Regions from separate parts of the Mus musculus genome. Here region 2 is linked to region 1. A link is a loop called in an ENCODE intact Hi-C map of the cell type or tissue named here. Cell type or tissue: left cerebral cortex. All regions are shown on one strand.

The links. Hi-C counts contacts between places; a loop is a spot of excess contacts. Peaks named below come from ENCODE experiments on the same cell type or tissue, not always from the same donor. Only the 100,000 strongest peaks of a DNase experiment are listed, where the experiment ranks them.
Region 2: a loop joins it to region 1, with 2.0 times the contacts of the local background. A loop is called at or near these places in 4 of 42 quality-filtered maps.

Annotation. Positions count from the first base shown.
Region 1 is chr1:127,033,047-127,041,046 of GRCm38, forward strand. No RefSeq gene overlaps it. Among named protein-coding and RNA genes, the nearest start is that of Gm41945, 13 kb to the left of the region's middle. In left cerebral cortex, a CTCF peak has its summit at 4,810 (motif pointing right); no DNase peak of the experiment used is centred here.
Region 2 is chr1:127,157,120-127,165,119 of GRCm38, forward strand. No RefSeq gene overlaps it. Among named protein-coding and RNA genes, the nearest start is that of Mgat5, 44 kb to the right of the region's middle. In left cerebral cortex, no CTCF peak of the experiment used is centred here; DNase peaks (open chromatin) are centred at 3,444, 3,817 and 7,682; H3K27ac peaks cover 473 bases.

The DNA.
Region 1 (8,000 bases):
CTGGGAGCCTTCATGACCTGACATAGAGTTGGGGAGGGATTCATAATGTTCCACCCTCCCCAGGATTTATAGACCACTAATAGTTGCTGAGAAAGAGGCATTTTCCCCAGTGGTACAGACACCCTAAAGTCTTCCTGACAAACCAAAGTTCCATTCATCATAGTTAACCAAGTAAATTTTTGGGGCTTATCTACAAAGTGTGGGTGAGGGATTACTGGCAGACATGGGTGCCCAAAATCACTGGAAGACCTGCTGCAACACGTACAATAGCTTCTAATAGATAGCTACATAGATAGTGCCTCCTTTCCTTAGTCTTTCCTAGCCTACACACTCTAGAGACTCTACCTCTCAAGACCCAGCTGTCATGTGCAAATGCTGCAGAATTGCATGCAAATGGCTGAGAGGAGAGGCAGGATACTCAGGTGATGGTCCAGTGACCCTTCCTGCCTCCTTTCCCTGAGATAATATTTCAACAGTCCACAGTCCCAACCCATGCTTCCCTGCACTGATGAACCCTAGTAAGTAGGTACGTCTGATCTCATGAAGATGGAGGCTCAAAGGATAGCACCTTACAACCCCTCATCCATGTTTCTTTGAGTAATCCATTACCGTTGCTCCTGGAGGTGACCCTAATCGAACTCGTTGGCTTACCAAACTAGGTAGGTACAATCATTTCTTTGGTTTGTGGTATTGTTCTATATCTGAGGTGAGGAGACATTTGTTCATGTCATCTCAGAAAATGCACAAACAACATTCTGGGAGCTTCTGGGTTCTAGAGAGGTATTTTGTTGGGTTTTGATTTGCCCAAATAAACTCTACTTGATAAAATTGGCCAAGGGTATTTTGCCTACCCTATATACCCTAGCCCTTTACTTCTTCCTCTATCTATAAATAGACTCTGTTTTCACCTTCTCACTCAAAGATTGAAGGAATATTTTTAAACTGAGACATGGGCCAGTGAAAATCATTTCACAGAATGTTAATATATAGGTCCTAAAAAGTGTTTCCTATCTAAATAAATGTACAACATCATGTGTCAATCAAATGGAACAAATTGCTCCATAACGGATGCTCTGATGTGCAGACACATGCTGGGAAGCTCTAAGGGATATCTGATGCAAGCATTTCTTAGGCCTTTGATCACAGAAATGTATGGGGCTGGGGCTTTTTCCTGTGGAACAGATATCCACCTTTTAGGTAAATGCTTATAAAAAGGGGAAGAGGCTGGGGATGGGGGATGGTTCAGTTAGTAAAGTACTTCCCATACAGGCATGAAGACCTGAATTCAATGCCCAGAACTCAAACAAAAAAGCTAGGAATGGTGAAGCACATTTATAATCTTAATTCTGGGTGGATGGGATAGGCAGAACCCCAAGGCTTGCTGACAGGCTGGTCTAGCCAAGCCAGCAAGCTCCAGGTTCTATTGGGGCCCCTTTCCACCAAAAAATAACAGCAGTGGACAATCACTGAGGAATGACTGTGAAGGTTGACCTCTGTGAAGGTTGATGCACACGTGCGCGCACACACATTTATACATATATAAAAGAAAAAGAAGGAAGAAGAAGCAGGCTTTTGTTTGTAGGTCTGCTAGGACCAGCAAACTTCTCTTTTGACAAAGACACTGTACCCTCTGAACAGTAGAAACTTGTTGGGGCTAGCACAGAGACCTCATAAGGTCTGTACAAAGATATCATGAAAATGTAAAAGACATAGAAGGAAAACACTGGTCACTCACTTCCCACAGCTTAAGTAAGTAGAGGTGAGATTCAAATCATATTGAAGCTGTGTAACTATACTAAATCACCTCTCCAACTGACGGCCACCCACTATTTGTATTCTCATTAGTAGCATAGAGGTGTGCTCTGTCTCTAAGCTTTCCCATGGGTGAGCCACCAGTGGGTGTAAGTAAACATAGACATACTGGTTCTACCAGCTCACTGTGCAGCTAGAGGAAGCCTGGAGTGATGGACACAAAACCAGGAACATTCAACCATTCTAAAAGTTGTTTCATCATCTACATTCGCTGTTAGTCATTTTGATACAAAGCCCAGTATGAAAAGCTGTGTACAGTTCATCTCCCTCTAGAGCTTCAGACAAACTCATGAGACTGGTTGATAAAGCCCACAAAGTCACAGTTTTGAAAACCCTTAAGAGCGTTGAGGTTGTAAAGAAACTAAAGATCCATGTAATGGGTAGCTGCCATTGGCAACTTGACACAACTTACAAGCTCCAGGGAAAAGAGAGTCATTGATGGTTTGTCTAGATCAGGTTTGCCCATAGGCATGTCTGTAGGGGATTGTCTTAAGTTAACTGATGTGAAAAGATCCAGCCCAGTGTGGGCAGCACTATTCCCTAGGCAGGTGGTGCTAAATGTATAAGGGCAGAGAAATCTAGCTGAACACAAGCAAGCAAGCAGGCGGGAATGCACACACTTATTTCTCTCTGCTCTTGACTGTGGATGTAAAGTGAATAGCCATTTGAAGTTCCTACCTTGGCTTCACTTCAGTGATAGACTATGGCCTGAAATTGTAAAATTAAATAAACCCCTTTCAACTCTACATTGCTTTTTGGTCAGAGTATTTTATTGCAGCAAAAAAAAAAAAAATTGAAACTAGGACAACCAATGTTCCCAGGTGCCAATTAGCTCCTAGTAGTGGGAGAACCTTTTACTTGCTTGGTAGCACAGAGAAACTTAAGTAAACCCAATTCTTTTAGAGAAGCAAGAAAGATGCAGAGTAGCCAAAACAATATTAAAAATGAAAGGCACATTTAGAAGACTTATTCAACCTGATTTTACAGCTTTATTAAGCTGGCTAACAGCAAGGAGTTGGTAGAGGCTAGAGGAATAGATTAACAAAACAAAGAATCCTTAATATTCTTTGAAATTCCAGAAAACAAAGAACCAGGACAGTAAAACGCTTTTTATCAGAGACATCTAAGAAACTCAGGGAAAAGGAAATGTGATTTCAAACCTTCTAAGGGCAGTGGTTCTCAACCTGTAAGATGTGATCCCTTTAGGCAGTTGAATGGCCCTTTCCCAGGGGTCACCTAAGACCATCTGAAAACATGGATATTCAAAGGAGCAAACAGGTGGGACTTCCTGGTTGGATGGGGAGGAGAGGAAGCAGGAGAGAGAGGGGGCTTTTGGTCAGAGATAGAAAAAAAGATGTAGCTATTAGTGTCTCGGTTTCGATGGTGGATTTGCTAGGATTCGCCACCGGAGGATTTAGTTTAATAAGGCTTACAAGATTAAGATTCTAGTTGTTGCGCCCAGCAGTTGAGTTACCATTGTTTCTAAACTAAATTTGTGTGGTGTTTTCCTTCATGCAGAGGCTTGACTGGGCTCCAGAGAGAAAGGTTCAGCAGCAAAGCATGGTTTTGCCTGATGTGCCCCCACAGAAGGCTATGGGAGTTTTGAAGCATGGGACTGACGGGGTAGCAACCTGCCAGTGGGAACTTGGCGAGCTGGGTGGAGAGATTTTGGAGCTCTGAGTCAGGGAGTATCCATGAGATAAGAACAGGACAGCCATTGCCTGCCAGGGTATGGCCCACCAGCCTGCCGGGGCAGAGAGTAGCTGGGTCTAGTGTGGAATAGTGTCACTTTTCTAATATTTCCTGCAACATTAAAGGGTCGCAGAATTAGGGAGGTTGAGAGCCACTGCTCTAGGGACTAGGGAGCTGACACTTCACAAACATGATGACCTGAGTTCGGATCATGTAAATGTCCTGGCATTATAGACCTGCAGCCCCAGTACTGTGGGGTTCAGAGGCCTCCAGAGCTCACTAGCTAATCAATCAGTCTGACCAAAATGACAAGATCCAGGTTCCTTGAGAGCTTGAACTCAATTAAAAAACAAAAAAGGGGGGGGGGGGTGAAGACTGGAGATGGGCCAAAGGAATGGCTCCTCCATTAAGATCACTTGCTACTCTTGCAGAGGAACTGATTTCAATTCCCACCACCCATGTCAGGTAGCTCAAAGCCACTTGTGACTGTAGCTTCAAGGGATTTGACAGCCTCTTCCCTAGGCAGGTAACATACATAAGAGCAGATACACACACATAAATAAGAATAAAAATAAATCTTTTTTTTTTAATTAAGGAGATAAGGTGGGAGCAGCAACAGAAGACACACAAGGCTAGCCCTGACCTACATAAATGCATATGCGCAGATATGATCTGTGCATATACACCCACATGAACACATGCAGATACCCAAAGCCCCTTCACACAGCCACATACAAACAAATAATATAAAACTGGAACTGAAAAAGACAAATAACCCAAAGAAAAGCTAAGCTTCAACAATATTTCAAAGGGAAGATTTGTGAATGGCCTACAAACATAGGGAAAAAAAAGAAAGAAAGAAAAAGAAAAAGAAGAAGAAAAAGAAAAAGAAAAAGAAGAAGAAAAAGAAAAAGAAAAAGAAAAAGGAAAAGAAAAAGAAAAAGAAAAAGAAAAAGGAAAAGGAAAAGAAAAAGAAAAAGAAAAAGAAAAAGAAAAAGAAAAAGGAAAAGAAAAAGAAAAAGAAAAAGAAAAAGTTTGTCACCATTAGCTATCAATGAAATACAAGTTAAAATATTAGTTAGATATTATTACAAATGGTCCAAAATGGGTGAAATTCAAATCATTAACACTACCAGATCCTAGCATTGATGTAGAAGCAAGAGAGATACTCCCACATGCCTGGTGGATATAAAAATTATTCCTTTTAAAAACTAGGAACATTCTTATAAAGTTAAGTTCCTATCTTATATATAAATATGCAATGGACTCCCCCCAACACACATAGGCTCATTTGTTTGAACATTTGTCCCCAGATGGTGGCACTGTTTCAGAAGGTTCTGGAACCTTTAGTAGATGGCTAAATAAAGTAAGTCATTGTGGGGCTGACCCTTTATATTTTAAAGCCCAGATCTACTTCCTATGCACTGTGGCCTCCTGATCCATCAAGATATGAGACGTGTTAGTCATTCACAATTGTCACTATGGAGTCACCTGCCCCAGAGATCTGGCTTTAGCTGCCCTTAGAGATGACCTGATTCATAAAAACCAGTACCCAAGTCTTCACAGAGACAGTGATTAACTATATGCAAATGAGGAATCCAGAATACATGAATTGATCTTTGTGTTATCGTGTAAGTTGTCAAAAGGGTAGTATCCTTACAAAACCAAGTATTATGTCATAATTAAGATGACAATGGGCAGTTTGTCAGAAACATAAACTGGTATTCTAGGGAATTAAAAATAGCAGTGTTGAAAATTCATGTTTATTGAGGTGCCAAGTTTGCCAATGAAAGAAAGATGAAATTTCAAGACCTATAAGTCATATAAAGTACTCAGGAATTGCTGGTTGTTTGTGAGCCTAGAGGCTGCCTGGGGCTGAGAAAAGAGAAAAACAAACCTGGGTATGCCCCATAGTTAAAACATTCCTGGGAACAGCTTAACCTTAAGATAAAGAGCAATGTGAAGACATAACAGGGCTATCTGAACTGAGTCAACAACTCACAGAACTCTGACATCCTGCATGTACATGTACTTTTTCTGCTGATGTTTGAATAAGCCAATAGTGTGTCGCTATGCTGAATTCCACACCCCTAAGCCCCTTACCCCATTAAAAACCCCTAGCTTTCGAGCCTTGTGGCCAACATCCGTTATCTCCTGTGTGGGATGCATGTCGGTCTGGAGCTCCATCATTAAACGACCTCATGTAATTACATCAAGATGGTCCTTCGTGATTTTTTGGGTGCACACCGAATCGGGAGTTGAGTGGGGGTTTCCCCACTAGGTCTGACACAAACAGATATGACTCTTCAGTTCTAGTGACTTTCCCTCTCACATAACTTGGGGAAGAACATGTCACTATTGATAACATTATCTTTAAAGTATCTGCTGCTGGTTATCTGGCCAGACTGACTATGCAATGAAATAGACAGGGACATTCCACAGAGGAAAATAAAAATATTATTGGAAACAACTTCCCATTTCTACCTAAAAGCAAAGGACGCTATCATTTATTTAAAAATATATGTGCATCATAATGACTTCAATTTGTAATTATAATTTGGAGATAGCATCATTTTTAAGAGATCTTTTTATTCTATATGTATGAATGCTTCCCCACATGTATGTGTATAGTGTGCAGGTCTGGTGTTCTCAGAGGCCAGAAGAAGGTGTCAGATCCCCTGGAATTGAAGGTACAGATGTTGGTGAGCGTTCATGTGGATGGATGTTGGGAGCCTAATCCAGTTCCTCTACAACAGCCACAGGTGCTCCTGTAACTGTTAAACCATCTCTCCAGCCTCCATTTAAAAAAAAAAAAATGTATCGTTAAGCAACTCTATTTAGAGAAACAGCATTCTCTAAATAGAGTTTCAAGGTTGGGATGTAGCTCACTCGGCAGAGTGCTTGCTGAGTATGTACAAAGCCCTGGGTTCCTTCCCAAGAACCATGTAAATCAGATGTGCTGGTATAAGTCTGCAATCTCAGCACTCACGACGGGAGGCAGGATGATCAGACGTTCACAGTCATCCTCAGCTACACAGAAAATTTAGAAATTCATGTAGCCTGGGATACAAGAGACTCTTTATCAAAAGGGCTCTGTTTTCTAGGACGGTTGAAAGTTCTCAGAAACACCACCCCCATCAGCATTCCCCTCCACAGTGGGAAGCTTGTGATAGTAACTGACACATCCAAACCCCCCACAGTCCTCAGGTCACCTTCCACTCCTGGTGGCACACACTTTGTGTCTTAGAACATGGGTCTGAAGCCCTGAATTCACAGTTAAAGCATCTCACTAAGTTGGTTACTTCTCATGTTGCTGAGACAAAAGTCCCAACCAAAGCTACTTAAGGGAGGATGGCTTTGTTTTGGCTCACAGTTTAATGGTCCAGTCCATCATGGTAGGGAGGCATGATGGCTGGGTCCTGGGGCAGCTGCTTACATGGCAACCATGGTCAAGAAGCAGAGAGAGATGAGTGCTGATATTCACCTCACTTTCTCTTTTTTATTCAGGTCAAGACCCCAGACCATGGAATGGTGGCACTCGCAGATTGGATAGATCTTCCCACCTCAGTTAACCCAACCTAGAAACTTCTTGCAGAATACCCAGAGATTTGCCTTCTAGGTGATTCTAGAGTGGTCAGAGGCCAACCACTTTTAATCACTACCTGCTCTCTACCGGTTCACCCCTCTGTGACCTCTGGAAATTGCAGGCCATAGTTTTTACTGATTTATGAGATACTGTGTGCTATAGTTATCCAGCACACAGCCTTCAGGCCTGCTTCTTTCATGTGGCAACAGGAGGGCAAGCACGTCACCTCTTTACAAGGCTCCACAGTGCATGTCTGTAAATCACTAGTCTATAGTCTACTGTCTGGACATGTCAGAGTGAGTACCTTTATTCACCTACGGAAAAATATTCTTGTTGCTTCTAAGTTTGGAATGAATCAAGTTGGAATAAACATCTGCATGCAGGTCTTGTGGGGCATGTTGTCAACTCCTTTGATTAAATGCCAAGGAGATAAATTACGTGGTACGAGTTTTGTAAGGGATCACCAAACGGTCTTCCAAAGTGGTTGCTCTATTATGTGCTGTAGGTAATGAGCGAGAATTCCCCTTGGTCCAAATTTCAGCCAGTGGATATGATACGACTAGTAGTATACAGTGGTGTCTCATGATTGTTCTAATTTACATTTCCCAATGACCCATCATGTGGCTCTCTGGACATGCTTGTTGGCCTGCCAGGTGGGTTTGTTTTTTGTTTTTTGTTTTTTGTTTTTTTTGTAAAGTGTCTGTTAGGATCTTCTACCTTCCTTCCTTTCTTTTTCCTTTCTTCCTTTCTGTCTGTCTTTCCTTCCTTATTTATCCATGAATTCAGTTTTGTGATGCTAGGGCTCAAACCCAGAGCTTCCCACTTGTTAGACAAATGCTCTACCGGTGAGCTGTATTAAGTCTCCTCCGACCTCAGCTGTCCCCAGCCCCCAGGAGCTAGAATGGCTACC
Region 2 (8,000 bases), 120 kb after region 1:
GCCATGGCAGCAGCCTTTCATTCTCAGTATCTCAAGTCAGCATGTGTGTGTGTGCATGTGTGTATGTGTGTCAGCATGTGTGTGCATGTGTGTGTGTGTGTCAGCATGTGTGTGCATGTGTGTGTGTCAGCATGTGTGTACATGTCAACATGTGTGTGTGTGCGTGTGTGTGTATGTGTCAGCATGTGTGTACGTGTGTGTGTCAGCATGTGTGTACATGTGTGTGTGTGTCAGCATGTATGTACATGTCAGTATGTGTGTGTGTATGTGTCAGCATGTGCGTGTGCATGTATATGTATATGTTCGTGTGCATGTATGTGTATATGTAAGTGTGCATGCAGAGACCAAAGGACACCTCTCCTGTCATTCTTCAGGCACTGTCCATCTTGCTTCTATGAGGCAGAGTCTCTTTCACAGGCTATTGTGGCTGCCTGTCTCTGCCTTCCAAGCTCTGACATTATGAGCATGTTCTTCTTTTTACCATGCCTGCTTTTTTGCATGGGTTCTAGGAATCAAATTCAGGTCCTTATGTTTGCAAGACAAGTATTTTATTTGATCTCCTCAGTCATATATATACATATATATGTGTGTGTGTGTGTGTGTGTGTGTGTGTGTGTACATCTTTCATATATTGTTGCTTGGATCTACTTTTACATTTTATTTATTCTTTTACACTTTCACACACACACACACACACACACACACAATGTATGTTAGTGTATTGCCCTTTACCCTCTGTTATCCTCCTCCCTCTCCCACTGAACCCCTTCTTCCCTACAATCTCCTTCTTCTTTACTACCTCGATTTGTGTGTGCCCCAGTACATTTAATTAATGTTGCTTGCATGATCATGAGTGGGAGACTTTTTACCCAAGCACGACTCTCCAGTGGTTACACCACTAAGGAGCATGATGTGTCTTTCCTGAGCCAACATCAACTACCCATAGTCCCTCAGAGAAGAATGGGGCCTCAGAAGACCTTCCTTTGTCCACCATGGAATTCACATAATACTTCAATATCTAGCATATTCTATAATACAACATTTCATGTATATATTACTTACCACAGGCTTGTAGACATTTAGGCTAGCTCCATGGCTGCAGGAGTGGGACAAGGAATACTCAGGCTCAGGAACATTGCTCTTGGTATTCCCCAGGATTCCCCCACTTACCTAAGCAACGTAGAACTGTCAGCTATTCCCCAGATGTGTATAGAGCCTCTGCAGTGTCCTGTCCTTCCAAAGTTTGTTGGTTGTGTTACCCTGAGATGGTAGAAAGGAAAAGAGCCACAGCAGAATATATATGTTGGATTCACCACAATGTTGGAAGGTAAAACACAAGCCAGAAATCTCCTTCTGCAACAGTGAAAAGAAACCTGGAGGGGGGCTGGGACTATGTCTCAGTTGCTAAAAAGCTTGCCTTGTAAGCATGAGGACATGGGTTCAGTCCCCAGAACCCACATTAAAAAAAAAAAAAGCCAATGATAGACTTTGATATTATTATTTTTATGAAGCATCGCCTGTCTCAGTGTTTTGTAAACTTTCTTCTTCATCACCTTCTGATTGGTTTAATAAAGAGCTAAAGGACTATAGCTGATGCAGGAGAGTAAAGGTAGGACATCTGGGCAGAGATAGGAACTGTGGGAAGAACTGAGAGGCAGGAGATTTGGTAGCCAGACATATTTGTATAAAATATTTGACTAATGAATGAAAATGAGGACATGACCATTCCTAGATATGATTAAGGGAGAGGCTTGTATGGTAGCTATGAAGAAGCGAACAGGCAGAGGCATCTGGAAGAGTCCAGAGCAAGTAGAGAAAGTAGTGGATTGAACATGGCCAGCATAGTAGACTGAGCTGTGAGAGGAGAGAGGGAGAGAGGGAGAACGGGAGAAAGGGAGAGAAGAGAGGGAACCAGAAGCCAAGAGGAGAGAGAACAAAGAAGAGAGAGAGAGAGAGATCAAAAGTAACAGGGAGGGAGGAAATGGTTTATTTCAGATATATTTCCAAGTCAAAGGATATTACAAAGAGATGTCAAGGTGGGAACTCAAGCAGAAAGCTAAAACAAAAATGATGGGAAAATACTGCTTGCTGTGTTGCTCTCAGGCTCATATTTAGCTGGCTTAGGACAACCTGCCCAGGGAATGGTCCTGCCCACAGTAGACTGGGCCATAGTGCAGCAATTAACAGTCAAGACAATCCCCTACAAGCATGTCCACAAATCGGCCTGATTTGGTAAATCCCTTAATTGAGACTCACTTCTCAAAATGACTCCAGGCTGTGTCAAGTTGACAGTTAAAATTAATTTAAAAAACAAAAAACAAAATAAACAAATAAAAAGAGAGAGAGATTACCACCTAGGGTGGTATTCCTCTGATGTCTTCCACCTTTGTTTTGTTGTTGTTGTTGTTGTTGTTGTTGTTGTTGTTGTTGTTGTTGTTCTTCTTCTTCTTCTTCTTCTTCTTCTTCTTGTTCTTGTTCTTGTTCTTGTTCTTGTTCTTGTTCTTGTTCTTGTTCTTGTTCTTGTTCTTGTTCTTGTTCTTGTTTTGAGGCAGGGTATTTTATAGGCATAGACTTTGCCATGTAAGCCAAGCTAAGTATCCCTGGACCTTCAAGTGATCTGCCTGCCTCTGCCTCCTCCACCATCATGAAGCTCACCATTGTCACAGCAGTTTTTTACCTGGATGCTGGGGAATCTGAACTCAGGTTGTCACATTTGCAAGGCTGGTACTTTACCAACTGAACTACCTCTTTGGCCCTACTTTTTTTGTTTTCTTGAGAATGTTCTAGAAAGCTCTCTGTTAGGTAATATTTTTTTTCATTTGAAGTTCAATCTTCCCTTTCTGTTTCTAAGACTCTCAGAGAAAATTAAACATTTATTCTTCTATTAAGCTTGGACAAGTACTAAGATTAAAAAAAAAAAAAGCAAAATTAGCATTGCTTTTTCAAGGCAAAAGCAAAGACAGTTCCTTTATTTAATAACCTTCACTCATACAAGAACCAAGCTCATTAGTCAAGTATTGGCCACAGAAAATGAAACTCTTAAGTCTCCATGAAATAATGTCTTTGGTCCTATTTAGCCGAGTGAAGGATTTAGACACAAAGCAAACAGAAACTTGAAATCTGGTCTTCTCTTCTCTCCAGAATATTTGGTCTAAAGTAGGTCAGACCCTGCTGCAACTAATCTTAACACTTCTTTTGATTCTTTCACTGGCTCTACTTAGAGGAGCTTAGAGAGGGGAAAATTCATCCAATTAGTTAAAGAAAAACTGCAAATGAGAGAAAAGGCCTCCTGAATTGTGGTGCGGGGTCTCTGTCTCCAGCGCCAATGAGTTCATCAACTTGAAAATGATTTTCAAAAGAATAGCTGTCTATGAGGTAATCATTAATCCCCCGGATGCTTTAGTGGCTGCCCTGGCTGCCCTCAACCATCCATTCTCTCTCCTGGAGTCTAAGAAGGATGCTGACACAGCTCTGGATGAAGCCAAGACCATGCCTCAAGAGAAGAAGAGAAACCTAGAATGACCCTCAGTCCTTCAAGACAGCCATCGCTTCCCAAAAAAAGGCCCAGCAAGGGGTTTCAAAACTCTAGAGTTCAGAAGAAAGTTGCCAGGAGGGGCCTGGATTTTGAAGGTGTGTAGAGGAAGGGAGTCCACTGAAGGTGTTCATAGTCTACATTGGTGTGTGCACATAGCGTCTAAATCCAAGCCGTTGCTTTTCCTTGGCCTCTCCCATGGATTCCCACCCGAACCACAGAGTGGGACCCTTGTTTCCAAGAGTACTTTCGCCAAAAAAGTGCACAGCTTTTCACCACTTACGTGAAATGCTGCCAGCTAAATATCCTTCTGAATGATGTCTTTGAGACTTCCCAGGCACTTAAGCTCCTTTCTAAACCATCACAGGCCAACAAAGTCTGTGAGGTTTTAAGGGATTTTTGCTGGTCCCGTGGCTTATTCTTTGACCACATCAAAATCCAAGGGATTGCTCCAGAAACTGTGGATACAGTTTCTTTTCTTGTTGCTATGACCAAAGCAACTAAAGAAGGATTTGTGTAGCTCACTGTTTGAGGGTGTGATCCATCGCAAAGAGGGAAGGCGTGGGGACAGGTTCATGAGACAGCTATTCACACTGTATGAGAGGCCCTGAAGCAGGGGAGAAATGCTGGTATGCTGGTGCTCACTTTTCTTTCTTTCTTTCTTTCTTTCTTTCTTTTTTTTTTTTTTTTTTTTTTTTTGACACGGTCTTACTATGAAGCTCTGCTTGTCTTGGTTCTCCCAGTGTAGACCAGGTTGACCTCAAACTCACAGAAATCTGCCTGCCTCTGCCTCCAGAGCACTGAGATTAGAAGCATTTAGCACCATGCCTGGTATTGCTTTTTAATTTATATTTAGCTTGTGTTCCCAATCCACAGAATCATTGCCTGTGATTAGGATGGGCTTTCTCTCTTCAGTTACCCAAATCTAAGAATTCCCTCACAGACACACCCAGAGGCCTCTACGGTGAGTCCAGATGTTGTCAAGTTTCGAAACAATAAAAATCGCCACAGGGACTTTTAATTAAGTCACCTAGAAAATGATGTTATCATGGCTAACCAACCAAGGACAGCACAATTATTATCAACAAATCCTTTCTTCCATATGTCTGTCTAAAAGATAAAGCCTGTCTTTTGAGTCTTCTTCGAGAGTTGTTCTTTATTGCTGTATTTTATGACTCTAATGTTACTGTCCTCTTCCATTGCCAAAAATATGCCATACACCAAAACATCCCCCAAGTTGATATGTAATGAAATTAGTCAGGCTATTTGTGGGTTTGCAGGGATTTGAATAACCTATACTGCCCTCAGGAAAATTGACTTCCAAGCTGGAGTTTAGAACAAGGTCTATCCTACTATCTTCCATTTTCTAGTTATTAGCATGTTGCATTGTGCATTATAAAACATCTCAGTGAACAGGAGCTGATAATGACAGCCATTTAAATAGCATTTAAATGTAGTACATGGAGAATGTAGTACATGGTAGGCATTTAAATATACTACGTGGAGAATGTAGTACATGTTAGGCATATCACAAGGTTGTGGGAATAGTAAGAAGAAAGATCTGGTGCATGGAACTGGTGACAGTCACCTGAATACACCAGTGTGGAGTATCAGAAAAAAGTCCCCCAGGACAAATTATTGAGACAGTCTTAGGAAATAATGGAAATTTGCCAGATAGTCCATGTGACATTTATCTCAAGTAGATCTGGAACTGACTAAGAGGAACAATGTTGGGTGGGTCTGTGATGGGAGAAGACCCTAGTCCTGAATGGGTGGCCCATTCCTAAGGTAGCCTAGGCAGAACATCTGAGGCATAATGCTATCTGCCTGCCTTCACTTCTCCCTGATAAGTGTGTCCATTCCATTGTCCTTGCTGCTGCCATCCCTCACTGGCATTAGACACTGGCTTCCTTGCATTTCTAATTGAGACTGAACACCAGTGACTCTCTAGGATACATCCCCTACCTGGGCCTTCAATACCAGACTGAAACTAGTGGGTCTCCAGCTTCGTGGACTGAGTAGTTGTAGTTACTCGTTTTTCTGCATCCTTAGACATGCCTGGCATGCAGACAGGGATTTTTGGACTACCCAGTCTAGATCATAGAAGTCAATCTAATAAATCCCCTTTCTAATATCTAGTCATTCTATTGTTCGGTTTCTCCCTGCCCAAAAGAGGTGGGAGTAAGGGTACATGGAAGACATTCAAAGCAAGAATCAGATCTAAAGAATCCGGGATATTCAGAGACCCAGAGAATTGGGTGTGTATGCTGAGGAACAGAGGTAAAGTTAGAATGCAGAACATAGGCTTGACTAAGGGCTTGGGTTAAATAAACTCTAACTTCTGTAGTGAGAATGGTTTCTTTAAAAACAGAAATGTTATAGGAATATGTTTTTTTTTTGTTTTAATCCCAGATGTGGGATATGGGGCTGTCCATAGTAGCAGACTGTGATTTGCCTCATGCTCTGGCAGGGGTGATTTTGCCAGCTACAGATAGTTCCTGCATATGTATGACGTTTGAAATTCTGGGGACTCTTGAGGGGGAAAAAACAAAAAGCTAGTGTCCTGAGAGGGCTTTCTCTGCTCCTCCTCCTCCTCCTCTTCCTCCTCCTCCTGCTGCTGCTGCTGGTGGCAGCGGTGGTGGTGGTGGTGGTGGTGGTGGTGGTTGGTGATATCCTGACAACAAAGATCAAACTTGCCCCAGCAGGAAGTAGCCTAACAATATCGATGCCCCCTTTCCCCTCTAGCCTTCTCTCCTACTAGTGTTGGGGGGTTAGAAGGGATAAGGATGGAGAAGGGTGGCAGAAAAAGGAACCCATGAAGTAGCCAAAAGTACTTTCTTCTGGACAAAAGTCCAATCTTTCTTTCTTCTCCTGTTGCTGTGATAAAATACTCTGACAAAAGCAACTTAAAGAAGAAATTGTTTTTTTCTGGCTCATGTCCAAGGTCGAGTTCATCATGGTAGAAAAGTCCAGGCTTGAAGTAGCTGGCTACGTGGCATCCACAACCCAGAAATAGAATGCATGCTAGTGTTCAGATAGCGTTCTCCATTGTATACAGTCCAGGAGCCCAGCCTAGGCAGTAGTCTCACCCACAATTATAGTAAGTCTTACCACATCAATTATAGTAATCAAGATAATCCCTCACAAGCATGCCCGTAGGTCCTTCTCCCAGATGATTCTAGATTCTGTCAAGTTGATAATTAACACAAAACCCCACATATTCTAAAGGCAAATGTCCGTCAAATAATATCCAAACTGCAATTATTCCCTTAATGTCATCTACTCTTGACTATGTGGATGCTACTTGGTCCTACTTCAGCTCCAAAAACCTGGTCCTCAGTGAGGTCTGGTGTCAGTGGAAAATGAGCTACCAGGAGGATGGGAGGACCTTAATGTACGTTCAACCCCAATTCATAAAGAGCTTAGCAGATAACTTTCTGTGCTCAACACTCTACCCTATGGTAACTTAGGGAATAAGCCCCGTGACAGTTATTTTCATTGTCAAGTTGACACTACCTAGAATCAGCTGGGATGGGAGGAATGGGCTAGATCAGGTTGGCCTGTGGACATGTCTGTAGGAGATTCTTTTGTTTACATTGAGATAGGAAGAGTCACCCATTGTGGGTAGCACCATTCCCTAGGAAGGGAATTATGAACCCTGTAAAGGCAGAGAAAGAAGCTGAGCATCAGCATGCATGCATTGTCTCTACTCTTGATTGTGGATGCGATGTGACTAATTCATGCCGCCTTGATTTCCCAGCAGTGATGGACTGAAACCTAGAATTGTGGCCCCAATAAACCCTTTCTCCACTTTTTGCTTTTCAGGCTATTTTTATCTCAGCAGCAGGAAGAGGAAAATAACACAGATTCCATCTCTAGTTCTAGAATTCCCAACCTAAGGGCTAGGTTCCAACAGCAAAATGTATCACGTGGAGTTGCTGCAACTATGACCCTTCATCCTACCTGACCTGCCTCAGGCCACACTATCTTTAGGGTCCAGATGTCTGGAGTAGTATGCAGGGGTTCCCTCCACAAAGCTGGAAGGGCTTGTCTCATCCCATCCTATGCTGTCCTTTCCTGTCTCCCTGTATACCACAGCCTACCTCTGTAAAAGTGGGTGGAGAGGAAAAATAGTCTGAGACTGTGTGTCGCCTTCCCAGTGGGGACAAAAATTCAACAGCTTGAGAAGTCTGATTCTGTAGCTTGTGAGCACCGAGGAGAAGAATTTTAAAAAGCTGATTCTAGGAATGAATTAGTAACGAGTTTCTGTTAAATTTTTAAAGCTGTGCTTGTCATGCCGTTCAGTGGTCATTAGCCTTTTGGAAGAATCTGCAGTGTTTTAGCTTTGTAGTTTACAAGACAGTCAGAGCTTCAGGTGAGACTGTGTGTCAGAGCTCTTAGGGAATGCCCCACCCCTACCTGTGTATAGCAGATGCAGGTGCACATGTGTGCTCCTACAAGGAAAGGC